2 separate regions of the Homo sapiens genome follow, and region 1 is linked to region 2. Evidence: read pairs that join two places in POLR2A ChIA-PET (ENCODE). Cell type or tissue: HepG2. All regions are shown on one strand. Links, peaks and the distances in the headings refer to the core of each region. The heading gives the core; the rest is flanking DNA. Region 1 has its middle 23 kb from the start of INO80. Region 2 overlaps CHP1 (calcineurin like EF-hand protein 1).

Evidence for each region. ChIA-PET counts read pairs that join two places held together with the same protein. Peaks named below come from ENCODE experiments on the same cell type or tissue, not always from the same donor. Only the 100,000 strongest peaks of a DNase experiment are listed, where the experiment ranks them.
Region 1: POLR2A ChIA-PET joins it to region 2 with 6 read pairs; 2 of 35 experiments call an interaction of 5 or more read pairs at or near these places.

The regions. Positions count from the first base shown.
Region 1 is chr15:41,133,798-41,144,487 of GRCh38, forward strand. No RefSeq gene overlaps it. Among named protein-coding and RNA genes, the nearest start is that of INO80, 23 kb to the left of the region's middle. In HepG2, for the core only: no CTCF peak of the experiment used is centred there; a DNase peak (open chromatin) is centred at 1,974.
Region 2 is chr15:41,245,365-41,256,054 of GRCh38, forward strand. The region is part of intron 2 of CHP1 (calcineurin like EF-hand protein 1); the gene reads left to right. Among named protein-coding and RNA genes, the nearest start is that of CHP1, 19 kb to the left of the region's middle. RefSeq lists a silencer at 3,533-3,733. In HepG2, for the core only: no CTCF peak of the experiment used is centred there; a DNase peak (open chromatin) is centred at 4,547.

The DNA.
Region 1 (10,690 bases), core at 1,743-9,742, 110 kb before region 2:
GGCCAATGGGCCAAGGAATGCCCACAGCCCGGGATTCCTCCTAAGCTGTGTCCCATCTGTGCAGGACCCCACTGGAAATTGGACTGTCCAACTTGCCTGGCAGCCACTCCCAGAGCCCCCAGAGCACTGGCCCAAGGCTCTCTGACTGACTCCTTCCTAGATCTGCTCGGCTTAGCGGCTGAAGACTGATGCTGCCCGATCCCCTCAGAGGCCCCCTGGACCATCACAGACGCCGAGTTTCAGGTAACTCTCACAATGGATGGTAAGTCCATCCTCTTTTTAATCAATACTGGGGCTACCCACTCCGCATTACCTTCTTTTCAAGGGCCTGTTTCCCTTGCCCCCATAACTGTTGTGGTTATTGACGGCCAGTCTTCTAAACCTCTTAAAACTCCCAAACTTTGCTGCCAACTTGGACAATATTCTTTTATGCATTCCTTTTTAGTTATCCCCACCTGCCCAGTTCCCTTATTAGGTCAAGACATTTTAACAAAATTATCCGCTACCCTAACTATTCCTAGACTACAGTCACACCTCATTCCTGCCCTTTTCCCCAGTTCAAAGCCTCCTTTGAATCCTTCCCTTGTGTCTCCCTACCTTCATCCACAAGTATGGGACACCTCTACTCCCTCCTCAGCGACTGATCATGCACCCCTTATCATCCCATTAAAACCTAATCACCCTTACCCCCTTCAACGCCAATATCCCATCCCACAGCAGGCTTTAAAAAGGTTAAAGCCTGTTATCACCCGCCTGTTACAACATGGCCTCTTAAAGCCTACAAACTCTCCTTACAACTCTCCTATCCTACCTGTCCAAAAACTGGACAAGTCTTACAGGCTGATCTAAGATCTTCACCTTATCAACCAAATTGTCTTGTCTGTCCAGCCAAACCCATATACTCTCCTATCCTCAATACCTCCCTCCACAACCCATTATTCTGTTCTGGATCTCAAAAATGCTTTCTTTACTACTCCTTTACACCCTTCATTCCAGCCTCTCTTCGCTTTCACTTGGACTGACCCTGACACCCATCAGTCTCAGCAGCTTACCTGGGCTGTACTGCTGCAAGGCTTCAGGGACAGGCCCCATTACTTCAGTCAAGCCCTTTCTCATGATTTACTTTCTTTCCATCCATATGCTTCTCACCTTATTCAATATTTTGATGACCTTCTACTTTACAACCCCCCTTACAAATCTTCTCAACAGGACACCCTCCTGCTCCTGCAACATCTATTCTGAAAGGGATATCACGTATCCCCCTCCAAAGCCCAAATTTCTTCCTCATCCGTTACCTATCTCGGCACAATTCTTCATAAAAACACACATGCTCTTGGGCCAGGTGTGGTGGCTCACACCTGTAATTCCAGCACTTTGGGAGGCTGAGGCAGGTGGATCATGAGGTCAGGAGATCAAGACCATCCTGGCTAACACGGTGAAACCTCATCTCTACTAAAAATACAACAACAACAAAAAATTAACCAGGCATGGTGGCATGCACCTGTAGTCCCAGCTACTCGGGAGGCTGAGGCAGGAGAGTCCCTTGAACCCAGGAGGCGGAGCTTGCAGTGAGCTGAGATCATGCCACTGCACTCCAGCCTGAGCAACAGAGCGAGACTCTGTGTCAAAACAAACAAAACAACAACGAAAAACACACGTGCTTTCCCTGCTGATCATGTCCGGCTAATCTCCCAAATTCCAACCCCTTCTACAAAGCAACAACTCCTTTCCTTCCTAGCCATGATTGGGTACTTTTGTCTTTGGATACCTGGTTTTGCCATCCTGACTAAACCATCATATGTACTCACAAAAGCAAACCTAGCTGACCCCATAGATCCTAAATCCTTTCGCCGCTTAGGATTCCATTCCTTAAAACAGCCCTAGAAGCTGCTCCCACACTAGCTCTCCCTAACTCATCCCAACACTTTTCATTACACACAGCCGAAGTACAGGGCTGTGCAGTCAGAATTCTTACACAAGAGCCGGGACCACGCCCTGTAGCCTTTCTGTTCAAACAACTTTACCTTACTGTTTTAGCCTAGCCCTCATGTCTGCATGCAGCAGCTGCCACTGGTTTAATATTTAGAGGCCCTGAAAATCACAAACTATGTTCAACTCACGCTACAGTTCTCATAACTTCTAAAATCTATTTTCTTCCTCACACCTGACACATATACTTTCTGTCCCCCAGCTCCTTCAGCTATACTCACTCTTTGTTGAGTCTCCCACAATTACCATTGTTCCTGGCCCAGACTTCAATCTGGCCTCCCACATTATTCCTGATACCACACCTGACCCCCATGACTGTATCTCTCTGATCCACCTGACATTCACTCCATTTCCCCACCCTTCTTTTCTGTTCCTCACCCCAATCACACTTGGTTTATTGATGGCAGTTCCACCAGGCCTAATTGCCACTCACCAGCAAAGGCAGGCTATGCTATAGTAGCTTCCACATCTATCCTTGAGGCTACCGCTCTGCCCCCTCCACTACCTCTCAGCAAGCCGAACTCATTGCCTTAACTTAGTCTCTCACTCTTGCAAAGGGACTATGCATCAATATTTATACTGACTGTAAATATGCCTTCCATATCCTGCAGCACCATGCTGTTACATAGGCAGAAAGAAATTTCCTCACTACACAAGGGTCCTCCATCATTAATACCTCCTTAATAAAAAGGAGGCATTAAAGCTGCTCAACTTCCAAAGAAGCTAGGGTCATTCACTGCACGGGCCATCAAAAGGCATCAGATCCCATCGCTCAAGGCAATGCTTATGGTAATACGGTAACTAAAGAAGTAGCTAGCCTTCCAACTTCTGTCCCTCACGGCCAGTTTTTCTCCTTCTCATCTTTTCCCTTTACATTTCCAGTTTTGCCTTAAAAAGGTCTCTTCTTCCCCTGTGGCTCCTCCACCTACCTGTGTTTACCTGCTAGCTGGACAGGCACATGCACACTAGTTTTCCTTCCTCCCAAAATTCCATTTGCAAATAGGACCGAACAGCTTCCTCTTCCCCTCATGACACCAACACTTCACCACTGTTTTGTTTTATTTTTCTTATTCACAAAAAAACACAGGAATAGGCCTTGACTTACTGACTGCTGAAAAAGGAGGACTCTGTATATTTTTAAATGAGGAGTGTTGTTTTACCTAAATCAATCTGGCCTGGTATATGACAACATAAAAAAAAAAAAAAAAAAAAAAAACTCAAGGATAGAGCCCAAAAACTTGCCAACCAAACAAGTAATTACACTGAATCCCCTTGGGCACTCTCTAATTGAATGTCTTGGGTCCTCCCAATTCTTAGCCCTTTAATACCTGTTTTTCTCCTCTCTTATTTGGACCTTGTGTCTTCCACTTAGTTTCTCAATTCATACAAAACCGCATCCAGGCCATCATCAATCATTCTATACGACAAATGCTCCTTCTAACAACCCCACAATATCACTCCCTACCCCAAAAGCTTTCCTCAGTTTAATCTCTCCCACTCTAGGTTCCCACGCCACCCCTAATATCACTCGAAGCAGCCCTGAGAAACATCGCCCATTATCTCTCCATATCACCCCCAAAAATTTTCACCACCCCAACACTTCACCACTATTTTATTTTATTTTTCTTATTAATATAAGAAGACAGGAATGTCAGGCCTCTGAGCCCAAGCTAAGCCATCATATCCCCTGTGACCTGCACGTATACATCCAGATGGCCCGAAGCAACAGAAGATCCACAAAAGAAGTGAAAATAGCCAGTTCCTGCCTTAACTGATGACATTCCACCATTGTGATCTGTTCCTGCCCCACCCTAACTGATCAATTGGCTTTGTGACACTACAGGTGTATGCCACCATGCCCAGGTAATTTTTGTATTTTTAGTAGAGATGGGGTTTGGCCAGGCAGGTCTTGAACTCCTTTCCTCAGGTGATCTGCCCACCTCGGCCTCCCAAAGTGCTGGGATTACAAGCGTGAGCAAACTCGCCCAGCCTATACCATTTAAATTGTTTAAAAAACACATATATAAATCTAGCACATAGGAGTTATTTGCTTAAAACCATAAAATATTGGTGAAGAAAATCAAAGAAGTTCTAAGAGAGAGATATCCCATGATTATGGACTATAAGATGCAACATAGTATAGCTGTTAATTCTCCCCAAACTGCTACATATATTTAATTTATTTTTTTAATATTTTTATTTTTTGAGACTGTGTATCACTCTGTTGCCCAGGCTGGAGTGCAGTGGCTCAATCTTAGCTCACTGCAACTTCCGCTTCCTGGTTTCAATTGATTCTTGTGCCTCAGCCTCCTGAGTAGCTAGGACTACAGGCGCTTGCCACTACACCTGGCTAGTTTTTGTATTTTTAGTAGAGATGGGGTTTCACCATGTTGGCCAGGCTGGTCTCGAACTCCTGACCTCAGGTGATCGACCCAACTCGGCCTCCCAAAGTGCTGGGATTACAGGCGTGAGCCACCATGCCTAGTCTATTTTTTATTATTTATTTATTTATTTATTTATTTTTGAGATGAAGTTTCACTCTTGTTTCCCAGGCTGGCGTGCAATGGCAAGATCTCAGCTCACTGCAACCTCCGCCTTCCAGGTTCAAGCGATTCTCCTGCTTCGGCTTCCTGAGTAGCTGGAATTACAGGCATGTGCCACCATGCCTGGCTAATTTTTTTGTAGAGACGGGGTTTCTCCATGTTGGTCAGGCTGATCTTGAACTCCTGGCCTTAAGTGATCCACCTGCGTGGTCAGAATTTTGAGACCAGGCTGGCCAACATGGTAAAACCCTGTCTCTACTAAAAATATAAAAATTAGCCTGGGGTGGTGGCATGTACCTGTACTCCCAGCTACTTGAGTCTGAGGCAGGAGAATTGCTTGAACCTGGGAGGTGGAGGTCGGGGTGAGCCGAAGTTGTACCACTGCACTCCAGCCTGGGTGACAGGGCAAGACTCTGTCTCAAAAGAAAAATAAAATAAAATTAAATTAAAATTAAAATTAAAAAACCAGCAAGATTTATATGATGATACAGGAAAACTTTTTCTAAAAGAAAAGCAAGGCAGGGCACAGTGGCTCATGCCTGTAATCCCAGCACTTTGGGGAGCCAAGGCCAGCAGATCACTTGCGGTTAGGAATTTGAGACCAGCCTGGCCAACATGGTGAAATCCCATCTCTACTAAAAGTACAAAAATTAGCCGGGCATGGTGGTGGATGCCTGTAGTCTCAGCTACTCAGGAGGCTGAGGCAGGAGAATATCTTGAACCCAGGAGGCAGAGGTTGAAGTGAGCTGAGATCGTACCACTGCACTCCAGCCTGGGAGACAAAACAAGACTGTTTCAAAATAAATAAATAAATAAATAAATAAATAAAAGAAAAGCAAAGAAATTGTCAGAGGCATTTGAACAAGAGCGACTCCATCTTGAATAGGGCCTGGATAAATAAGGCTGAGACCTGCTGGACTGCATTCCCAGGAGCTTAGGTGTTCTTAGTCACAGGATGAGATAGGAGGTTGGCACAAGATACAGGTCACAAAAAGTCTGCTGATAAAACAAGATGTGGTAAAGAAGCCAGCCAAAACCTGCCAAAACCAAGAGGGCTATGAAAGTAACCTTTGGGGGCCGGGCGCGGTGGCTCATGCCTGTACTCCCAGCACTTTGGGAGGCCGAGGTGGGCGGATTACCTGAGGTCAGGAGTTCGAGGCCAGACTGGCCAAAATGGTGAAACCTCGTCTCTACTAAAAGTACAAAAATTAGCTGGGCTTGGTGGCAGTCGCCTGTAATCCCAGCTACTTGGGAGGCTGAGGCAGGAGAAATGCTTGAACCTGGGAGTTGGAGGTTGCAGTGAGCCGAGATCGCGCCATTGCACTCCAGCCTGGGAAACGAGCAAAACTCCATCCCAAAAAAAAAAAAAAAAAAAGAAAGAAAGTGACCTTTGGTTGTCCTCACTGCTCATTAAATACTAATTGTAACACATTAGCATACTAAAGAACACTCCCACCAGTACCATGACAGTTTACAAATGCCATGGAAACACCCAGAAATTACCCTATATGGTCTAAAAAGGGGAGGAATCCCCAGTTGTGATTTCTGGGAAATCTCCACCTGTTTTCCAGAAAACTCATGAATAATCCACACCTTGTTTAGCATATAATCCAGAAATAACTATAAGTATACTCAGTTGAGCAGCCTATACATTGCTCCGCCTATGGAGTAGCCACTCTTTATTTACTTTTTTTTTTCACTTTGTAATATTTTAATTTTTAACTTTTGTTGGCACATGGTAGGTGTATTATATATTTATAGGGTACATGAGATTTTTTATTTTCACATTTAAGGTATTACAAATTGGAAGGACACAGTGGCTCACGCCTGTAATCCCAACACTTTGGGAGGCCAAGGTGGGTGGATCACCTAAAGTCACGAGTTTGAGACCAGCTTGGCCCACATGGTGAAACCCTGTTTCTACTAAAAATACAAAAATAAATGGGGAATGGTGGCGGGCGCCTGTAATCCCAGCTACTAGGGATGCTGAGGCAGGAGAATTGCTTGAACCCAGGAGGCAGAGGTTGCAGTGAGCCAAGTTTGCACCATTGCACTCCAGCCTGGGCAACAAGAGCAAAACTCCATTTCAAAAAAAAAAAAAAGATTTTACAAATTGATTTTGTGCTAAGAAAGATGAGCTTTAATTCTCTTGCCCTAACGTTTTTTTCTCCTTTTTTAAAAAAAAAAATTTATTTCCATAGATTTTGGGGGAAAAGTTGGTTACATGAGTAAGTTCTTTAGTGGAGATTTGTGAGATTTTGGTGCACCCATCACCCGAGCAGTATATGCCGAACCCAATTTGTAGTCTTTTATCCCTCAGCCCGTCCCATACTTTTTTTTTTTTTTTTTTTTTTTTTTGAGATGGGATCTCTTGTGCAGTGACACAATCGTGGCTCATTGAAACCTCCACCTCCCAGGATCAAGCGATTCTCCTGCCTCAGCCTCCCAAGTAGCTGGGATTCCAAGCACGCACCACCACACTCAGCTAATTTTTGTATTTTTAGTAGAGATGGGGTTTTGCCAAGTTGGCCAGGTTGTTCTCGAACTCCTGACCTCAGGTGATCTGCTTGCCTCAGCCTCCCAAAATGCTGGGATTACAGGAGTGAACCACCACTCCCAGCCTCATACTTTCTAATAAAATTGCTTTTGCTTTTCTCTGTTGCCTTACCCCAAATTCTTTCTTGTGAGAGGTCCAAGAACTATCTCTTGGGGTCTGGACTGGGAACCGTTTCAGTAATAGAATGAGAATAGCTGAAACAATTTTGAAGATGCAGTATAAAGGGAGAAGAATCAGTCTATCTAATTTCAAAACTTACTAGATAGCTAAATGAATTAATGCTGTATAGTATTGGTGGAGAGATAGACACGCAGATCTTGAAACTGCCTTTCCAAATATTATAACAGTGAGAAAATGACCGGGGCTGGGCGTGGTGGCTCACACCAGTAATCCCAGCAGTTTTGGAGGCCGAGGTGGGTGGATCACCTGAGGTCAGGAGTTCGAGACCAGCCTGACAAATACGGTGAAACCCCTTCTCTACTAAAAATACAAAAATCAGCCAGCTGTGGTGGTGTGCGTCTGTAGTCCCAGCTATTGGGGAGGCTGAGACAGGAGAATTGCTTGAACCTGGGAGGCAGAGGTTGCAGTGAGCCAAGATCACGCCACTGCACGCCAGCCTGTGTGAGCCAGACTCTGTCTCAAAAAAAAAAAAGAAAGGAAGGAAGAAAGAAAATAATGACCCTGTAAGAGGTAAGAACTAACCAACCCCCATCTTGCCTCTAAAGTCCAAACTGGGGGTTCTCTCTCTTGGCTTTGGAGTGCCCCCTCCCTCTGTCTCTGTACAGGGGAGTTTCTTCCTTCTTTCTTCCCCCTTCATCTTGCCTATTAAATTCTCTGCTCCTTAAAAACACAAATAAATAAATAAATAAAGTCCAAAATGTGGCCAGGTGCAGTGCCTCCCCCGGGCAGATAATGAGGTCAGGAGATGGAGACCATCCTGGCCAACATGGTGAAACACCATCTCTACTAAAAATACAAAAATTAGCCAGGCATGGTGGCGGGCGCCTGTAATCCCAGCTGCTCGGAAGGCTGACGCAGGAGAATCCCTTGAACCTGGGAGGCGGAGGTTGCAGTGAGCCGAGATCGTGCCACTGCATTCCAGCCTGAGCAACAGAGGGAGACTCCATCTCAAAAACAAAGCAAAAAAACCCACCAGGTTAGGAGGATGAGATGAATTTTACTAAGGTGTACAGATAAGTGATTACCAGCCATTATTCTGGAGATCACAAAATTTACAAGTTCCCCAATTACTCTTGCAGATAACATCACTATTACAGAACCTAAGATTGGCCTTTTGAGATATTTCTTTTAGGCTTTTGCATTTCTGAGGACCCATAGCCCCACCCGGATCTGTGACTCTTAACTTAACTTCTCCTGTGACCCCACCCAGAAGCTGACTCACCACACAAGGACCGTTTTCCACACCCCTATGAATGCATCCACAACCAATCAGTAGTACCCATTCCCTTGCCTCCCAAACTATCCTTTAAAAACCCTAGCCTCGGCCAGGCACAGTGGCTCATGCCTGTAATCCCAGCACTTTGGGAGGCCGAGGTGGGTGGAAGGCTTGAGGCCTGGAGTTCCAGACCAGCCACGGCCAACATGGTGAAACCCCATCTCTACTAAAAATACACAAATTAGCCAGGCCGTGGTGGCACATGGCTGTAGTCCCATCTACTCAGGAGGCTGAGGATGGCTTGAACCCAGGAGGCAGAGGTTGCAGTGAGCCGGGATTGCGCAACTGCAATCCAGCCTGGGCAACAGAGCAAGATTCTGTCACAAAACAAAACAGAACACAACACAACAAAAACCCCTAGCCTCTGAATTTTCAGAGACTGATTTGATTAAGAATAAAGCTCTGGTCCCCCATTTAGCCAACTCTACATGTATTAAACACTTTACTCCAATTCCCCTGCCTTGATAAATATACCTATGCAAATATCCTGACTCTTAATCAGTTTTATTGACATTTAATTCACATAACAAAATCACCTTTTAGTGGTTTTTAGTAGATTCACAATTTTAGAACATTTCATCACTCCAAAAAGACCACCCATAAAACAAGAGCAAAATTCCATCTCAAAAAAAAAAAAAAAAAAGAAAGAAACATCTAGGCCAGGCATAGTGGCTCACACCTGTATTCCTAGCACATTGGGAGGCTAAGGTGGGCAGATCACCTGAGGTCAGGATGTTACCAGTAGAAGGTGTCCAGGTTCTTGGCATCTCAAACAAAGAATTGGACAAAACGCACAAACAAAGCAAGGAAAGAATGAAGGGATTTATTGAAAATGAAAGTAGCTAGGCAAGGTGACTTGAGCCTGTAATCCCAACACTTTAGGAGGCCAAGGCCGGGGAACACTTGAGGCCAGGAGTTCAAGACCAGTCTGGCCAACAGGCTGAAACCCTATCTCTGCTAAAAGTACAAAAATTAGCCAGACGTGGTGGGCGTGCCTGAATCCCAGCTACTCGGGAGGCTGATGCAGGAGAATGGCTTGAACCCAGGAGGTGGAGGTTGCAGTCAGTCGAGATCATGTCACTGCACTCCAGCCTGGATGACAAAGGAAGACTCTTTCTCAAAAAAAAAAAAAAAAAAAAAAAAGGAAAATGAAAATGCAATCTACAGTATGGGAGGGGGCCTGAGCATAGGGGTTCAAAGGCTCTGCTACAGAATTTTTGGGAGTTTAAATACCCCCTAGAGGATTCCATTGGTTACTTCGGGTACACCCTGTGTAAATGGAGAGGATGAAGTAAAGTTACAAAGTCATGTACAGCATAGGCCCTATGGAGAGGATATTTCCTGTTGTAGCTGAAGTGTGAATCGGCCTTATGTTCTCTGCCTCCAGACCCTATTTTCCTGCCTCATCTCCCCGCTGAGAGATGTGATCCCCATAAATCTTTATGGGAGGCAGAGGGATTAATGGTTTTTTGTTTGTTTGTTTCTTTGTTTTCCTCTAACTGCTTCATTCTGGCTTGGGGCATAGTCCTTACCTATTGGGATCACAGAACTTTTGCCCTGTTCTTTCTAGTGAAGGCAGGGTAACTTCTTTTTTTTTTGAGATGGAGTCTCGCTCTGTCGCCCAGGCTGGAGTGCAGTAGTGCAATCTCTGCTCACCACAACCTCTGCCTCCCGGGTTCAAGTGATTCTCCTGTCTCAGCCTCCCAAGTAGCTGGGATTACAGGCACGCGACCCCATGCCCAGCTAATTTTTCTATTGTTAGTAGAGATGGGGTTTCACTATGTTGGTCAGGCTGGTCTTGAACTCCTGACCTCGTGATCCACCTGCCTCAGCCTTCCAAAGTGCTGGGATTACAGGCATGAGCCACCGCTCCCGGTCCAGCAGGGTAACTTCTTTATGGCCAGGGGTGGTGTCTTCACCTGGAACTGGCTGGAACTTCTGTTGCATGATCATCTGAAACTCGATGGTCTCTAGGCAAGAGGAAATGAATTTGATTAAAAGATTTAATGGAAACTTCAAGGAGTGGATATCTATGCTGTCAGAAATGTTTGTTATAGAGATTTGCAGTAAAAAAAAAAAAAAAAAAAAAAAACACCTGGGCCAGTGCGGTGGCTCATGCCTGTAATCCTAGCACTTTTGGGAGGC
Region 2 (10,690 bases), core at 1,100-9,099:
AAGCTACTCAGGAGGCTGAGGCAGGAGAATTGCTTGAACTTGGGAGGTGGAGGTTGCAGTGAGCCCAGATTGTGCTGCTGTATTCCAGCCTGGGCGACAGAGAGAGACTTTGTCTCAAACAAACAAACTGACTTCTTCTACTTAACATGATGTTTTTAAGGTTCATCCATGATGTAGCATATACCAGTACTTCATTCCTTTTTATGGCTGAATAAATAGTCTGTCATATGGATATGCCACATTTGTGTATCCATTCAGCAGTTAGTAAACATTTGAGTTTACACCTTTTGAGTATTGCAAATAGTGTTGCTTTAAACATTTTTGGGTGCACATATGTTTTAATTTCTCTTGGACGTATACCTAGGAGTGGAATGGTGGGTCATATGAGTTGTCTTTTCACTCTCTTTGTAGTGTTCTTTAAAGCACAAAAGTTTTTAATTTTGATGAAGTCCAGTTTCTTTAATATTTCTTTCAGTGCTTGTGCTTTTGGTATCATATATAAGAAACCATTGCCAAATCCAGTGTCCCAAAGGCTTATCCTATATCTTCTTGTAAGGGCTTTATGGTTTTAGTTCTTATATTAAGGTCTTTTGATTTATTTTGAGTTGGTTTTGTATATGGTGTCAGAGAAGAGTCCAACATCATTTTTTTTTGCATGTGGATATCCAGTTGTACCAGCACCATTCGTTGAAGACGCTATTAAAACTATGTGAATTTACACTTGAAAAATAACTAGACTAGAAATCCCTATTTGTAATTTTAGCTCCAATACTTAAAAATTCCTTTGAGTTTATACTTGCCTCATAAATTCAGACTTAACCACCCAGTAAAGACTTAAAATTTATATTCTGAGTTCTTTTCTTCTTTGTAGAAAGTGGGTGGTTTCTAAATGTGTGTGTTTTTATCATGTTTGCTGTGTGCTGGAAAATAATCGAAAAGTTTTTTTTTTAATGAGCTGTTTCTTTTTTTTTTAAGATGGAGTTTCACTCTTGTTGGCCAGGCTGGAGTGCAATGGTGTGATCTCGGCTCACTGCAACCTCTGCCTCCCGGGTTCAAGTGATTCTCCTGCCTCAGCTTCCTGAGTAGCTAGGATTACAGGCGCATGACACCACGCCCTGCTAATTTCTGTATTTTTAGTAGAAACGGGGTTTCACCATCTTGGCCAGGCTGGTCTCAAACTCCTGACCTCGTGATCCACCCGCCTTGGCCTCCCAAAGTGCTGGGATTAAAGGTGCGAGCCACCGTGCCTGGCCAAAAAGCTTTTTTTTTTTTTTTTTTTTTTTTTTGAGAGAGAGTCTCGCTCTGTAGCCCATGGTCTCGATATCCTGACCTCGTGATGCACCTGCCTGGCTAACGCAGTGAAACCCCGTCTCTATTAAAAATACAAAAAATTAGCTGGGCGTGGTGGCAGGCGCCTGTAGTCCCAGCTACTCGAGAGGCTGAGGTAGGAGAATCACTTGAACCTGGGAGGCGAGATCACGCTACTGCACTCCAGCCTGGGAGACACAGCTAGACTCCATCTCAAAAAATTAAAAAAAAGCCCGGGTGTGGTGGCTCACACCTGTAATCCCAGCACTTTGGGAGGCTGAGACGGGCGGATCACAAGGTCAGGAGGTCGAGACCATGGGCTACAGAGCGAGACTCTGTCTCAAAAAAAAAAAAAAAATGTTGAAAACTTTCCAGGCGTCAGTGTAGCCTGCTCCTTAAAATCTAAGTAAGGGCCAAGCGCAGTGGCTTACACCTGGCTGTAATCCAGCACTTTGGGAGGCCAAGGCAGGTGGATCACTTGAGGCCAGGAGTTTGAGATCGGCCTGGCCGACATGGTGAAACACCATCTTTACGAAAAATACAAAAATTAGCTGGGTGTGGTGGCGCATGCCTGGAATTCCAGGTACTTGGGAGGTTGAGGCAGGAAAATTGCTTGAACCCGGGAGGCGGAGGTTGTAGTGAACCAAGATTGCAGCACTGCCCTGCACCCTGGGCAACACAGTGAGATCCTGCCTTTAAAAAAAAAAAAAATTCTGGCCGGTTGTGGTGGCTCACTCTTGTAATCCCAGCACTTTGGGAGGCCGAGATGGGTGGATCAGCTGAGGTCAGGAGTTCGAGACCAGGCTGGCCAACATGGTAAAACCCCGTCTCTACTAAAAATACAAAAAAATTAACCAGGTGTGGTGGCGCACGCCTGTAATCCCAGCTACTTGGGAGGCTGAGGCAGGAGAATCACTTGAACCCGGGAGGTGGAGGTTGCAGTGAGCCGAGATCGTGCCACTGCACTCCAGCCTGGGCAGCAGAGCAAGACTCCATCTTAAAATAAATAAATAAATAGGGCCGGGCGCGGTGGTTCACGCCTGTAATCCCAGCACTTTGGGAGGCCGAGGCAGGCAGATCATGGGGTCAAGAGAAGACCAACCTGGCTAACACAGTGAAACCCCGTCTCTACTAAAAATACAAAAAATTAGCTGGGAGTGGTGGTGGGTACCTGTAGTCCCAGCTACTCGGGAGGCTGAGGCAGGAGAATGGTGTGAACCCGGGAGGCGGAGCTTTCAGTGAGCCGAGATCACACCACCATACTCCAGCCTGGGCGACAGAGCAAGACTCCGTCTCAAATAAAAAAATAAATAAATAAAATAAATAAATAAATAAATAAGTATCTAAGTAAGATTTGCTCAATCTGTAAGTTACCATTTCACAGCCTGTGGAAAACCAGCAGACTAGCTCACTCATTTGGTAGGTATTTACTGACTATCTATGATGTGCCAGACACTGTTCTCCATGCTGGCAATATTTTTTTTTTTTTTGTAAGAGACAGGGTCGCACTCTGTCTCCTAGGCTGGAGTGTAATGGCACCATCACAGCTCACTGCAACCTCAACCTCCTGGGCTCAGACAGTTCTCCCACCTCAGCTGCCCAAGTAGCTAGGACTACAGGCATGCATCACTATGCCTGGCTAATTTTTTTTTCTTTTTACTTTTAGCAAAAAAGCAAAAAAGCGCACATTATGTGGTACAATGGAATAGTTTCTTCTAGGTATTCAAGGTAGCTTGGTGCTTCTCCTGTTATTTTTATTTTATTTTCATTTTTTGTGGAGACACAGTCTCACCTTGTTGCCCATGCTGGTCTCAAACTCCTGGGCTCCATCAGTCCTCCCGCCATGGCCTCCCAAAGTACTGGGATTATAGGCATAAGCCACTGTACCTGGCCTGAAAGCTCTAGGTCTTAAACCTGTTCTTTGATCTCTATCATGGTGTGGATTGAAATATAAGAAAGGTTGGGCGAGGAGACTCATGCCTGTAATCCCAGCACTTTGGGAGGCTGAGGTGAGAGGATTCCTTGAGGCCCGGAGTCTCAAGACCAGCCTGAGCAACATAGTGAAACCCCGTCTCTACAAAAAATAAAAATAAATGAGAGAAGCACCAAGCTACCTTGAATACCTAGAAGAAATTAGCCAATTGTACCACATAATGTGCCACATAGTAAACGAGTAATATATTTTATGTAAATCGTTTTGTCAGACCCACCCACTACTGGGATTTCACTCTGGCTGTGCCTCCTGACAATTATCTTCTTAGCCTGTGGCCATCCGATTAAATTGTCTTCCCCTTCTCTCAGCCCTCTCCTCTTCTACCCCCTCTAGCCTTAGAAATGAGTTGGCCTAACTGGGAACTCTTCTCTAGTAGAATGATCCAGTTCTCTCCAGCCTTTGTTGCCAAACTCAGCTTAAGGCCTGTCTTGATGTTTCCAGGACCCATCAGAGTGCTCATCCGAATACAAGTGGCTTCCAATCTTTTGTTACCTGGAACAGCTTCCACCTTCTTTTTTTGGTTTTTGTTTTTGAGACAGGGTCTGACTCTATTGCCCAGGCTTGATTGCAGTGGCACCATCACGGCTCACTGTAGCCTCCCACCTCAGCCTCCTGAGTAGCTGGGACTACAGGCACGTGTCACTGCCTGGCTAACTTTTGTATTTTTTGTAGAGAGGAGGTCTCGCCATGTTCCCCATGACTGGTCTCGAACTCCTGAACTCAAACCATCTGCCTGCCTCAGTCTCCCAAAGTGCTGGGACTACAGATGTGTGCCACCATGCCTGGCCTTCACCTTCTTTTTTTTTTTTTTTTTTTTTTTTTTTTGAGATGGAGTCTCGCTCTGTCGTCCAGGCTGGAGTGCAGTGGCACGATCTCGGCTCACTGCAACCTCCGCCTCCCGGGTTCATGCCATTCTCATGCCTCAGCCAACCGAGTAGCTGGGACTACAGGTGCCCGCCACCACACCCAGCTAATTTTTTGTATTTTTAGTAGAGACGGGGTTTCACTGTGTTAGCCAGGATGGTTTTGATCTCCTGACCTTGTGATCCACCTGCCTTGGCCTCCCAAAGTGCTAAGATTACAGGCGTAAGCCACTGCGCCCGGCCTCGCCTTCACCTTAAGAAGGCAGTTGTAGTTATTAGGAGAAAGATTTTCACTTCAACAATTTTTTTTTTTTTTTTTTACTTTCCTCTTTCAAGGTGCTCCATGTCTGGGCCTGAAGCCAAATTCTGCAGAGTGAGAGGCTACAGTGTACAGTCTGGGGCATTCTGCATTCCTTTGTAGTGATCAGCTCCAGTGGAACATAAGGCAGAACTGTGGAAGGCTTTGGTTAGAATGGAGCTTCTTCAGAGTGCTTTCAGAGACTCACTCCGAAGCATGCTTTATAGAACAGTCATTCCTTGGTCTATCAATAGGTGTTATGTTAAAAAAAAAAAAAAAAAGCAAAAAGTTATTGACTAAAATTTGTGAAAACCTTGGTCAACAAGGTTAAATAGGCTACCTAATTACTAGATTTCACCACATCTTTAATTTACCTGGGTGAATTGGGAACATTCAAGGGAGAAGTGTTTGCCAAATTGATTTGCAATTTCCCTGTCTGCCTTTTTACATGGACCATCTCTTCAGATTGATATTTCACGGAATATAAATATACACTGTAACCTTATAAACCTTACTTTCTTCAGATGCCATTATTTTGGGTAAGATATTTCTACCATTGCCATAGAGATTGTTTTTTCTAAAAAGGCAGCTTAGGCCAGGCGCAGTGGCTCATGCCTGTAATCCCAGCACTTTGGGAGGCCGAGGCAGGGGAATCGCTTGAACCCGGGAGGCGGAGGTTGCAGTGAGCCAAGATCATGCCATTGCACTCCAGCCTGGGCAGTAAGAGTGAAATTCCATCTCAAAAATAAATAAATAATAAATAAATAAATAATAAAGAGGAGGAGAAGAAATAATTTTTAAAATAGGAACAAAATCCAGGTGAGGTTTCTTACCAAAAAAAAAAAAAAGGAACAGAAGCAAACTTCCCAGCTAAAGGGCCCATTTTTAGTCTAAGAAGGTTCACCTAATGCTGAACAATGAATAATAAAGAATACTTCACAATAAGATATATATAGATGAAATTTCAGAATATCAAGAGGAGATATTTAAGACTTTCTTTCTTTCTTTCTTTTTTTTTTTTTGAGACAGAGTCTCGCTCTGTCACCAGGCTGGAGTGCAGAGGCACAATCTCGGCTCACTGCAGCCAAGTTCACCGCTTCCGGGTTCAAGTGATTCTCCTGCCTCAGCCTCCAGAGTAGCTGCAATTATAGGCGTGCACTACCACGCCCAGTGAATTTTTTTATTTTTAGTAGAGACGGGTTTCACCATGTTGGCCAGGATGGTCTCGATCTCTTGACCTTGTGACCCACCCACCTCAGCCTCCCAAAGTGCTAGGATTACAGGTGTGAGCCACTGTGCCTGGCCCAGAGGATGTTTTTAAAGCAAACTTTATTGAAGTATAACATACAGAAAAGTGCACAAATCAAAAGCATTGGACATGATAAATTTTCACCAAGGGAAGACTATCCAGCCTCCAGATGAAGAAACTGATTATTACCAATACCCAGAAGCTTCCCTTATGCTCCTTTTGTCTTTACCTGCTCCCCTCCCCAAAGGGTAATCATTATCCTGCCTTGTAACTCCATAGATTACATCAGAACAAAGAATATTTAAAGAAGAGAAACCATCTTTGTGTTCAGATACTGACCAGGCTCTTACCTTAACCTGACCTGCAAAAGACCACTTTAGGACCCCTGGGGTCCCCAACCTCTGGGTTGCAGACCAGTACCAGTCTGTGGCCAGTTAGGAACCGGGCTACACAGCAGGAGGTGAACAGAATGCAAGTGAGCATTATCACCTGAGCACCGCCTCCGGTCAGATCAGTGGCGGCACTAGATTCTCATAGGAACAGAAACCCTATTGTGAACTGCCCATGTGAGGGATCTAGACTGAGTGCTCCTTATGAGAATCTAATGCCTGCTGATCTGAGGTTGAACAGTGTCATCCTGAAACTATCCTGTCTACCCCCAGGAGAAAAATTATTTTCCATAAAACTGGTCCCTGGTCCCAAAAAGGCTGGGGATCGCTGCCAGCTGCCTTTTTTTTTTTTTTTTTAATTAGAGACAGGGTTTCCCTATGTTGCCCAGGCTGGTCTCGGACTCCTGGGTTGGGATTACAGGCACATGCCACTATGCCTGGCTTATTTTGTATTTTTAATAGAGACAGGGTTTCTCCATATTGGTCAGGCTGGTCTCAAACTCCTGACCTCAGGCGATCTGCCCACCTTGGCCTCCCAAAGTGCTGGGATTATAGGCGTCAACCACCACGCCTGGCCATCTTATCCATTTAATTTAAAAATACTGATTAAGTGCTTTAGCTAATGGAAATTTTTGTCATTTCAGTGTTAATAAATATGTTGTACCATATGCTTAACCTCTCATACTACTTAAAATGGAAAGCTGTATTTTCTTTTCTTTTTTTTTTTTGAGACAGAGTCTCGCTCTGTTGCCCAGGCTGGAGTGGTACAATCTTGGCTGACTGCAACCTCCGCCTCCCGGGTTCAAGCAGTTCTCTGCCTCAGCCTCCCAAGTAGCTGGGATTACAGGCACCCGCCACCACGCCCGTCTGATTTTTGTATTTTTAGTAGAGACGGGGTTTTACCATCTTGGCCAGGCTCGTGTCTAACTCCTGACCTCATGATCCACCCACCTCGGCCTCCCAAAGTGCTGGAATTACAGGAGTGAGCCACCACGCCCGGCCTGGAAAGCTGTGTTTTCTAATTGAATGTGTGTTCCAGTGGGTATGTCCTATTAACAGATTTTAATCTCCTCATTATGTACAAGTCAACTAAAGCAACAACCTGTGGGTGCTTGAGATAGAAGTTACCTGTGAGGCTGAATCTCTCTGTAAGAGAAGGGACTTGCACAGTGAAGGTGAGCAGTATAGAGGGATGGCATGTCTGGTTACTAACAGTCTAAAAACCCTGGTTTTTCTAAGCATCCCTGTGCCCTTGAATGTTTGGAAAACCACTCCCCATTGGAAATTTCTTGGCCACAAAGAATGCCATCGTACATGGCTCTGTTCTCAGAATTGACTACTACCAGTGATACTGTCTTTTTCTAAAAAAATCTTCAAGGAAGGTTTTCCTAGGTATACCATGAGGCAGAACATAATGTTGGTATGCTTTTCAGTGAATCCACACAAATCTGTATTTCACATGGTTTTTTTTTTTTTTTTTTTTTTTTTTTTTTGAGATGGAGTCTCACTCTGTCACCAGGCTGGAGTGCAGTGGCGCAATCTTGGCTCACTGCAACCTCCACCTCCCAGGTTCAAGTGATTCTCCTTTCTCAGCCTCCAGAGTAGCTGGGACTACAGGCTCGCGCCACCATGCCCAGCTAATTTTTGTGTTTTTAGTAGAGACGGGGTTTCACCATGTTGGCCAGGATGGTCTTGATCTCTTGACCTCGTGATCCACCTGCCTCAGCCTCCCAAAGTGCTGGGATTACAGGCGTGAGCCACTGTGCCCGGCCTTCGGATGGATCTTATGCTTGTGGTGTTTAGGCCACTTTGGAGTATTTATTTTTTTCTATTAGGTTTATGTTGATGGGTAAATTTGAGAATCTAAGTTTTAGAGAAACTGCCCAGATCTACATTCTACTATAAAGCAACCAGTAATAATAACTTGTTCGTATATTATTTATTTAACAGTTGACAAAGTATTTATTTATTTATTTATTTATTTATTTATTTATTTATTTATTTATTTTGAGACGGAGTCTTGCTCTGTCACCAGGCTGGAGTGCAGTGGCGCAATCTTGGCTCACTGCAACCTCCACCTCCCAGGTTCATGCCATTCTCCTGCCTCAGTCTCCCGAGTAGCTGGGACTACAGGTGCCCGTCACCACGCCTAGCTAATTTTTTGTTTTTTTAGTAGAGACGGGGTTTCACCGTGTTAGCCAGGTTGGTCTTCATCTCTTGACCTCATGATCCTCCCGCCTCGGCCTCCCAAAGTGCTGGGATTACAGGTGTGAGCCACTGCGCCCGGCTGACAAATTATTTTTTATACTCTTTCTGTTTGTTTTGTTTTTTCTGTTTTGAAACAGGGTCTCACTCTGTCACCCAGGCTCGAGGGCAGTGATGTTACCATGGCTCCTTGCAGCCTTGACCTTCTAGGCTCAAACAATCCTCCCGCTTCAGCTTCCCAAGTAGCTGGGACTACAGGCACGTGCCACCATGCCTGGCTAATTTTTTTTTTTTTTTTAAACTTTTTAGAGATGTGGTCTTGCTCTGTTGCCCAGGCTGGTCTCGAACTCCTAGCCTGAAGCAGTTCTTCCACCTTGGCCTCCAAAAGTGCTGGGATTATAGGCTGAGCTGCCATACCCAGCCCTCTTTCTTTTTAACTTTAATACTTTTAGCAATACTGTCCTTGATCTGGGTGACTGGAACTACATTATATATACAATCTAAATTCTAAGAGTAGAGTTAGAAAGTATCAAAGGACAGGTCCATCGGAAGGCCAAGTGTACACCTCCTTATTGAGACTGAAGTTCAGGCTAGGTTGTGCATCACCACTTGATACTAGACTTGGTATTTAAACTGCCTTTTCTCAGCTAAAGTTTCTTAAGCTTGTTAGACATTAAACTGAAGTATGTAGCCATGCAATTCAAATCAGCCTTAGTCTTAATTTAAAAGTGAGTAGTTATTGTTTCTTGACCTCTGTCAGACAGGAGGAGCTACATTTTGATGATAGTGTAGACTTTGTATTACAGAACAAATTATGTAATAAAAGCTTAGTACATGTTTGTTGAATTAAATAATCAGGACCTCGGTAATTTTCTCTTTCATCATCTTAAGCAATCCAGTTATCTTATGAATGACTTCTTCTGGTTCATGCATTGATATAAAATTATTACACTAAATGGTCAAGAAGGACTAGAATCCAGGATGATTGTTCCAGAGCTTTGTGTTCAGTCCACTAGGTCAGTTTCTACCTGTGTCACCAAATGTGGTGGAGAAGAGCTTGCTGAGTTAATTAAGCACCACGTAAACGTTAAACCACAAGAGGAAAAGAGCGTGAAGTCTCCTGGGTACAGTAGGAGTATTTTATTATCTTCCGTCTTTGCTAGCATATATTACAAAGAGGGTGGAGGTATACATTTTATCTGTCTGTAAGTAAACTTCTTGAAGGCAGGAGTAAAATCTAGTTTATAATCTTTTTTTTAACTTTTTATCTGGAAATAATTTTAAACTTGAAGTTACAAGAACAATACAAGATAACTTTTATTCTGATACCCAGATTCACCAATTGTTAACATTTTGTCACATACTTCACTGTTTATTTCCTATAGAAAGGACATTCTCAGATCAAAATCAAGAAAGTTGCATTTTGAAACAGTACCATTATGTAATATTCCATATTTTATATGGTCCATGCTTCATTTTCACATATTATCCAATAATGTCCTTATAGCAGTTTTTTTCCTAGTCCGGGATCATGTGTTGGGTTTTGTTGTGTGTCTCTTTAGCCCCCCCTTGATCTGGAACAATCCTCTGCTTTTCTTTGTCCTCCATGACATTGATATTTTTGAAGACTGCAGCACAGATAAGTTGTAGACAGCTTTGTATTCTTGGCCCAGGAACCAACAAAAGAAAGTTTTTAAAAAATACTTATTGAAAAATTGGGGGACTGGGTGCGGTGGCTCACGCCTGTAATCCCAGGACTTTGGGAGGCTGAGGTGGGTGGATCACCTGAGGTCAGGAGTTCAAGACCAGCCTGGCCAATGTGGTAAAACCCCACCTCTACTAAAAATACAAAAATTGGCCGGGCATGGTAGCACCCGCTTGTAATGCTAGCTACTTGGGAGACTGAAGCAGTAGAATCGCTTGAACCCGGGAGGAGGAGGTTGCAGTGAACCCAGAGATCAAGCCACTACACTCCAGCCTGGGAGCGAAACTCCATCTCAAAAAAATAAAAATAAAGAATTTGGGGGAGAGTAACTTTCATTCAAAAGGTTCAATATTAGGGCTGGGCACCGTGGCTCACTCCTGTAATCCCACCCAGCACTTTGGGAGGCCGAGGCCGGCAGATCACCTGAGGTCAGGAGTTCAAGACCAGCCTGGCCAACATGGTGAAACTCCGTCTCTACTAAATGTACAAAAAACTAGCCAGGCGTGGTGGAGAGTGCCTGTAATCCCAGCTACTTGGGAGGCTGAGGCAGGAGAATCGCTTGAACCTGGGAAGTGGAGGTGGCAGTGAGCCAAGACCATGCCATTGCATTCCAGCCTGGGTGACTGAGCAAGACTCTGTCTCAAAAAAAAGTTCAATATAGGAAAGAAATATGGTTTTTA